Regions from separate parts of the Homo sapiens genome. Here region 1 is linked to region 2. The links are chromatin contacts, found by Hi-C or POLR2A ChIA-PET in ENCODE. All regions are on one chromosome and are shown on one strand. Each heading gives the region's core, a stretch centred on a gene start or an enhancer-like site at or near the end of the contact. The rest is flanking DNA. Distances are from core to core; before and after follow the strand shown. Region 1 overlaps GARRE1 (granule associated Rac and RHOG effector 1). Region 2 holds the start of PDCD2L (programmed cell death 2 like).

What was found. A loop is a pair of places that touch in the nucleus more often than their neighbours do. ChIA-PET counts read pairs that join two places held with the same protein, here RNA polymerase II (POLR2A). Pooled maps may share reads with other maps.
Region 1: a loop to region 2 is called in a pooled map, with 2.4 times the contacts of the local background. The contact joins the enhancer-like site here to the promoter of PDCD2L in region 2. A Hi-C loop is called at or near these places in 1 of 50 pooled maps. POLR2A ChIA-PET finds 5 or more read pairs at or near these places in 4 of 52 experiments (GM12878, T-cell, activated CD4-positive, alpha-beta T cell and 1 more).

Annotation. Positions count from the first base shown.
Region 1 is chr19:34,307,858-34,311,689 of GRCh38, forward strand. The region is part of intron 2 of GARRE1 (granule associated Rac and RHOG effector 1); the gene reads left to right. Among named protein-coding and RNA genes, the nearest start is that of GARRE1, 55 kb to the left of the region's middle. RefSeq lists an enhancer at 2,633-3,132. Within about 2 kb of position 1,319, at least 12 of the 41 ENCODE cell types and tissues checked have a DNase peak (open chromatin) inside an H3K27ac peak, as active enhancers do.
Region 2 is chr19:34,402,461-34,405,864 of GRCh38, forward strand. PDCD2L (programmed cell death 2 like) reads left to right here and starts at 1,939. Exons shown (of 7, transcript NM_032346.2): 1 at 1,939-2,078; 2 at 2,189-2,355; 3 at 2,470-2,530. The coding sequence starts at 1,971.

The DNA of each region.
Region 1 (3,832 bases), core at 69-2,568, 95 kb before region 2:
GCTAGCCTCGAACTCTTGGGCTCAAGCAGTCCTCCAGCCTCAGCTTCCCGCGTATCTGAGACTGCGTAGCTGAGACTACAAGTATGTATCACTGGGCCTGGCTCTCAAATCTTTACACAGTTGCATCTTGGCTTTCAGTTTGACACAACAACAAATTTCTTTTGTATACTATGTGATTACCTGTGAATATGTTTGAAATAATTTATCTGTGAGTGCTGACTGACTCTTAATTAAGGACCTTAATTCAGGTATATTAACATTTATTTTGGATAGATATATACCAGAAATATTGTAGAGTAACAATAATGGAAAATATTAGAAGCTGGTTTCAAAAATACGATTTGCATTAACCTTAATGGAATTGAATGTGCATCCTGTTCCTTTTTTTTTTTTTTTTTTTTTTGCCCTAAAGGTAAAAGTAAGTGTTACTTGTTTTGACTGGTAGATCTTCTGTAACAGATTATGGAGTAAATATTTCCTAATGGTATGTGCCAGATGAAAGTTCATATTGCTGCTGCTAATCAGAAACTGAAGTTCACCTCATAAAAAGCTTGTATGAATCCAGTTTTGAAACTTGCTAATTTCAGGTCAGTGTTTTTGGCTTACTTTTTTGCTGAGGTGAATCTGCTATTACCTAAATTGTCTTCAGACTTTAGCCTGTAGAGGAAGCTGTACTTAATTAAGCAGCTGGAATTTGGGTGATTCTGTAAATTTGCATTGTGGTCAACAAACATGATTTACCATCTGTCTAGCCCATTCTACGTGGGTGGAAGCCACCAAGGCCATTGGGCATCTGTCACTGTGGAGGGACTGGACCCTTTGACTTTGATTTGTCAAGACAAGCATGTGCAACCAACTCATTATTCTGATAAATGCTAATTAAAAGGAGAAAAGTAAGGAAATAAGCAAATTTCCTGCTTTTCCAGTAGAAACTGTTTTTCATGGTAACCAAATAGCCCTAATGGATGAGAGAAAAATCTCCACTTTGCAGACTGTGATCAATTCGGTGACTCAACCAGTGGCCAACAGTGGAGGATGAAACCATTTGTTGGAAGGTTGCTGAGGAACCGCATTTGGGAGAATCAGGCCTTCCGCACCCAAATCTCATTGATCAGCCTTAGTGTCATGGAAATGGAGACAGGTCATCACGTCTCCTGATGTGCTGCAGCAAGAACCGCACAACACATCTAATATTAATAATATTCTACTTCTCCCTCTTTAAAAAAAAAAACAAACCCTGAAATAATCTAATCAAGCTTCTAAAATGAATCCAGTCTACAGGAAATGTGGGGTGTAGTGACGCAAGTTATGCAATACCACGAGAAGGCAACCAGACAAATTCACAATGTGGCATATCCTGTAATAAGTTGACCTGATTTGTTCAACAAGTCAGTAGCATTAAAAGAAATTACACAGAATGTACTGTTCTAGATTAAAAGAGTTAAGCAATATAACAACCAAATAAAATTACCTTTTTGGGGTTGAGGTTCAAACCAAATGTAAAACATAATTTTTAAAAGATAAGTTGGGAAGCTTGAACACATACTGAGTCTTGGTTGATTGGGATTTACTTCAAAAAAAGAAAAAAGATGGGGAAGGATAGATGGTAAAAGCATGGCAAAATGTTAATGGAATTGAAACTTTTAATTTTTTTGTAGAGACAGGATCTTGCTGTGTTGCCCAGGCTGTGAGCCCAGGTCTCAAACTCCTGGGCTCAAGTGATCCTCCCACCTCAGCCTCCCACAACACGGGGATTATAGGCTTGAACCACTGTGCCTGGCCATAGGATTGAAGTGTTTTGATGGGTACATGGGGGCTTGTTATGTTCTGCTTTTGTGTACGTTTGGACCTTTTCCAAGTTTGCAAAAAGTGAGAGAGAAATTCAGGAATGTATTAAAGACGTAATATATCAGAGTACCCAATAAATAACTCCATTTCATGGAGGGCTTTTCGCATGTGAAGTGGTCTTCTAACAGAAAGGGGAGCATTATTGAGTAGTTAGAAAACCCAAGGTGTAGGGATGAAGAGAAAAGCAGGTGTTCTTCAAAAAAAATGAAGAGAGTAAAAGTGAATCAAAGGAGAAAATGGGAACAGAGAAAAGACCGTCTCTGAAAGTGGGAGGCCAGCAGCAGGTGGGAGTCAAGGAAAGAATGAAATGTTGCTAATTTTGGGGACTAGTGATTGAATGGCAATGTTGCTGTCTTTTTAGAGAGTAGGATTTAAAATTTTGAGTTGCTGAAAAGGCTTGCGTGATGTGCTAGAAAAATTAGGTTTGGTGGGCAGATTAGAAGGAAACAAATAGGAGAGTTCATGGAATATAATTTCAGATAGAACTGGCTTTCCTGAATTAATTTTTTGGTTCTAGTCAGCTTAGGAGATCTCACAGGATTGGATAATGGCCTGTTCTGGCAGCCTCCCTCCTCTTTACAAACCAGGAACCTGAGCACCCATAAAACAGCATTTGCCTGAAGTCCTTCTGAGGCCAGCCCATGTATGGGTTATGTGTCCTATGTGTCTGCTGCCTCCCCACTGCCTCGGGCCAGTGCAGTCTAGTGCAGAGGGGCTTGTTGGCAGAGGCCATCCCCCTGTGAGAACAGGCTGTCTTGCCCCTCTGCTAATGGTGAAATGTCCAGAGCCAGGAAATCAGAAATAGCGTGATGTAGAGGCACCCCTGAGCACCCTTGCTCGCACTAGGGCCCCTCCTGAGTAGGCCCAGCCACCTGGCCTGCCTTCCTCTTCTCCCAGCTGAGCCACCCACCCTCCTCGATAAATACACATGAGCTAGCTGCAAGCATTGCACAGATGACAAGGACAATAAAAGCACTCCAGGACTGGTAGGCCAGATAAATAAATAGACTGGCACTAGGTGTGATGAGTGCTGTGATGCAGATGGAAAATAGCCTGAAGTCTGTTGATTCGGCAAAACTTTCAACTGCTCCTCTCCCCGCACCCAGCTCACTGTGCCAGGGCCAGCCCTCATACCAGAACCTCCTACCTAACTGAGAGCGCATCTGAGCAGGGGCAGGGCAGAGAGCCCAGTAGGCCCTGGGGAGAGTGAGGAGATACTGGTAGTTGCCTCTGAATATCCAATCTCTTTTTTCTTTTTTCCTTTCTTCTTTCTTTCTTTACCTTCTTTCTGCCCCCGCCCCCCCGCAAGACAGGGTTTCACTTTGTTGCCCAGGGTGGAGTGCAGTGGAACAATCACAGTTCACTGCAGCCTGAACTCCTGGGCTCAAGCAATCCTCCTGTCTCAGCTTCCCAACTATCTGGGTCTACAGGTGCATGCCACCACACCCAGCTAAACTGTATTTTTTTGTAGAGTTGGGGTTCCATTACATTGCCCAAGCTGCCATTTTTTCTTAGTAACAAACTCTCATTTTGTTTTCCATACTGTACCTGGAATAAGGACTACACCTCTTAGTTCCTTAAAGCTGGGAGTGGTCACTTGAATAAGATCTGGTTCATGACGGTGTAACTAGAAGTACTGCATGAGATTAGTGGGATATCTCCTTAAGGGGAAATTGGTGCTCCCTCCTCCTCCAATTTTCTACCGTCTCCAGTGCGTGCAGAATGACTGATGGCCATTTAACCATTTATAATCGTGAAGTCACCTAGAAATAGGAGCCTCGCATGAGTGTGCCGAGCAGAAAGCTAGGAAGTGGGCTCCTTGTGATGCCCTGGCGTCTCCATTCCAACCCTGGTCCATCTGCTCTGGATTTGTTTTACCTTAGAAAAAAATAAACATAATTTTTTTTTCTTTTCCCCCCTCTGAGATGTAGTTTCGCTCTTGTTGTCCAGGCTGGAGTACAGTGGTGCGATCTCGGCTCACTGC
Region 2 (3,404 bases), core at 689-3,188:
GAACCTGGACGACTTGTAGTCAAGATCCTCCCCTGGTAATACTACTGTGTTGCCCAGGCTTATCTTCAACTCCTGGGCTTAAGAGATCCTCCTGCCTTGGCCTCCGAAAGTGTTGGGATTACAGGCGCAAGCCACTGTGCCCAGCATCACAGGGCCTTTTAAAGCTATCAGGATGAAGTGTGGTAAAAAAAGGAGTAAATGGGTTTCATCTCCAGATCCTTGCTGGGCTAGAGCCAAACCTCACAAAGGCTGGTGCTTCCTCCTTTGAGGTGTAAATCCTTGAAAACATTCATTTCTTTTGCATACCACGTTATGAATCCTAAAATAATGTTTTTGCAGCCTGCATTTTTAAAAAGTCAGGTTTATTGGGGTGTGATTTACATATAGTAAGATTCACCTTTCTTTGGTATACAGTTATGAGTTTTCACAAGTGTATATACAGTCTTAGAACCATTACAGATGAGATATACAGCATTTTCCTCACCCTCAAAAGTTCCTGACACTTGTGGTCCAGTCCTACTCCCTCATCCCAACTCCTGACTACCATTGAACTGATTTTTTTCCCTCCGAAGTTCTGCGTTTACCAGAATGGCGCCTTTTGTGTCTGGCTTCTTCCCATGATGCTTTTGAAATTCACCCATGTTGTGCTGCAGGAATTGAAAAAACTGTATTGTGTGGCTGGGCGCGGTGGCTCACACCTGTAATACTAACACTTTGGGAGGCCGAGGTGGGCAGATCACTTGATTTCAGGAGCTCGAAACCAGCCTGGCCAACATGGTGAAACCCCGTCTCTACTAAAAATACAAAAAAGGCCGGGCATGGTGGCTCACGCCTGTAATCCCAGCACTTTGGGAGGCCAAGGTGGGCGGATCACCTGAGGTTGGGAGTTCGAGACCAGCCTGACCAACATGGAGAAACCCCATCTCTATTAAAAATACAAAATTAGCCAGGCATGGTGGCACATGCCTGTAATCTCAGCTACTCGGGAGGCTAAGGCAGAAGAATCGCTTGAACCTGGGAGGCAGAGGTTGCAGTGAGCTGGGATCACGCCAGTGCACTCCAGCCTGGGCGACAAGAGCGAAACTCCGTCTAAAAAAAAAAAAAAAAAAAAAGCCGGGCGCCGGGCGTGGTGGTGGGCGTCTGTAACCCCAGCTACTGGGTGGGGCTGAGGCAGGAGAATCACTTGAACCTGGGAGGCTGAGATGCAGTGAGATGGCGCCACTGCACTTCAGCCTGGGCGACCCAGCAAGACTCTGTCTCAAAAACAAAACAAAACAAAACAAAAATAAAAACTGAAAAATCTCAAACATATAAAACCCAAATAGAATAAATCTCCATGTGCCTGGCACCAAATTTCAACAATTATCAACTCATGGTCAATCTTACTGTATTTACACCCCACCACCTTAATTATGTAGTAGCAAATCGGAGGTATTTCATCTATAAGCATTTTGGTGTGTTTCTCTAAAAATTAAAAACTTTAACTTTTTAAAAAACTTTATTGTTCTTGTTAATGACTGATAATACCATTATCCCACCTAAAATTTTTATTTTCCGGGAAGGCTTTTTTCTGGTGGCTCACACCTGTAATCGCAACACTTTGGGAGGCGGAGGCGGGAGGATCGCTTGAACCCCAGGAGTTCAAGACCAGTGTGGGCAATATAGCAAGTCCTCGTCTCAGGAAAAAAAGGAAAAAAGAAAGTTAGCTTTTTGGCAAAACTACTTCCTAGTAGATGGTGTGTACTTCCTATCACAGCGCATTAAGGGGCACATAATGCCTGGGACTCCGGGATTTCGAGCCCCTGACGCCAGCGGCGCCTCTGTGGCTCTGGGACCTGAGCGCACGCGCCTTAAAGCCACGCCTCCGCATCGGATCCTAGTAAGGGAGCGGGGTTATCATTTTAGCGTAGCGTTGCGCGTGCGCAGAGAGGCCGCCGTAGTTTGCGTTTTCACCTGGTCGCCCGGCGGCCATGGCGGCCGTTCTGAAGCCGGTGCTGCTGGGCCTTCGAGATGCGCCGGTGCACGGCAGCCCCACAGGGCCGGGTGCCTGGACTGCTAGCAAGCTGGGCGGCATTCCGGTGAGGGCGGGTGCCGGAGCTGGGGTCGATGGGTGCTGCTGAAGGGTGCGGAGGGAGTGGGCGAGGTCCTGGGGGGAGTCGGGGTCTGAGCGCCTCCTCTGTCCCCTCAGGATGCTCTGCCCACCGTGGCTGCGCCCAGGCCCGTGTGTCAGCGCTGCGGGCAGCCGCTCGCTCTGGTCGTGCAGGTGTATTGCCCGCTGGAAGGCTCCCCGTTTCACCGTCTGCTGCACGTGTTCGCGTGCGCCTGCCCCGGCTGTAGCACCGGCGGTGCGCGCAGGTAGGCGGGGAAGTCCCAGAGCTGCTCCAGGGGTGTCCTTTCCAGCGGGCTGGGGCGGGCCGGCGGGCTGGAGTCGGGGTGCAGCCCTCACGGCCCTTTGTCTTCACCCCGAAGCTGGAAGGTGTTCCGCTCCCAGTGCCTGCAGGTGCCAGAGAGAGAGGCGCAGGACGCTCAGGTAAAGGTTGTGATTGGCATGTTATTGTTTTTCTGTCATTTGAGGATATTTTCCAGAGAATAGTTTGGGGCAGACTTTAAAGCCGTGTTCTTTGAAGTACACTGGAGTGTTTTTTGCTTTTCTGAAGAACCATAAAATGCTATTTTCGTAAAGTTTTTTTTTTTTTTTTTTTTTGAGACGGAGTTTCGCTCTGTCGCCCAGGCTGGAGTGCAATGGCGCGATCTCGGCTCACCGCAACCTCCGCCTCCCAGGTTCAAGCGATTCTCCTGCCTCAGCCTCCCTAGTAGCTGGGATTACAGGCATATGCCACCACGCCCGGCTAATTTTGTATTTTTAATAGAGACGGGGTTTCGCCATGGTGGTCAGGCTGGTCTCGAACTGCCGACCTCAGGTGATCCACCCGCCTCGGCCTCCCAAAGTGCTGGGATTACAGGCATGAGCCACCGCGCCCGGCCTTTCTTAAGGTTTTGTGAGAGTTTTTTTTTTCTTCTATTTTACTTTATTTTTATTTTCTAACTCCTTTGTTAAAAGGAGATGGAGGCCCAGCATGGTGGCTCACGCCTGTGATCCCACCGTTTTTTGAGAGGCTGAAGTGGGAGGATTGCTTGAGCTCAGAAGTTGGAGACCAGGCTGGGCGCGGTGGCTTACGCCTGTAATCCCAGCACTTTGGGAGGCCGAGGCGGGCGGATCTCCTGAGGTCAGAAGTTCGAGACCAGCCTGGCCAACATGGCGAAACCCCGTCTCTATTAAAAACAAAAACAAAAAATTAGCCGGGCATGGTGGCAGACACCTGTAATCCCAGCTACAAGGGAGGTTGAGGCAGGAGAATCGCTTGAACCCGGGAGACAGAGATTGCAGTGAGCTGAGATCATGC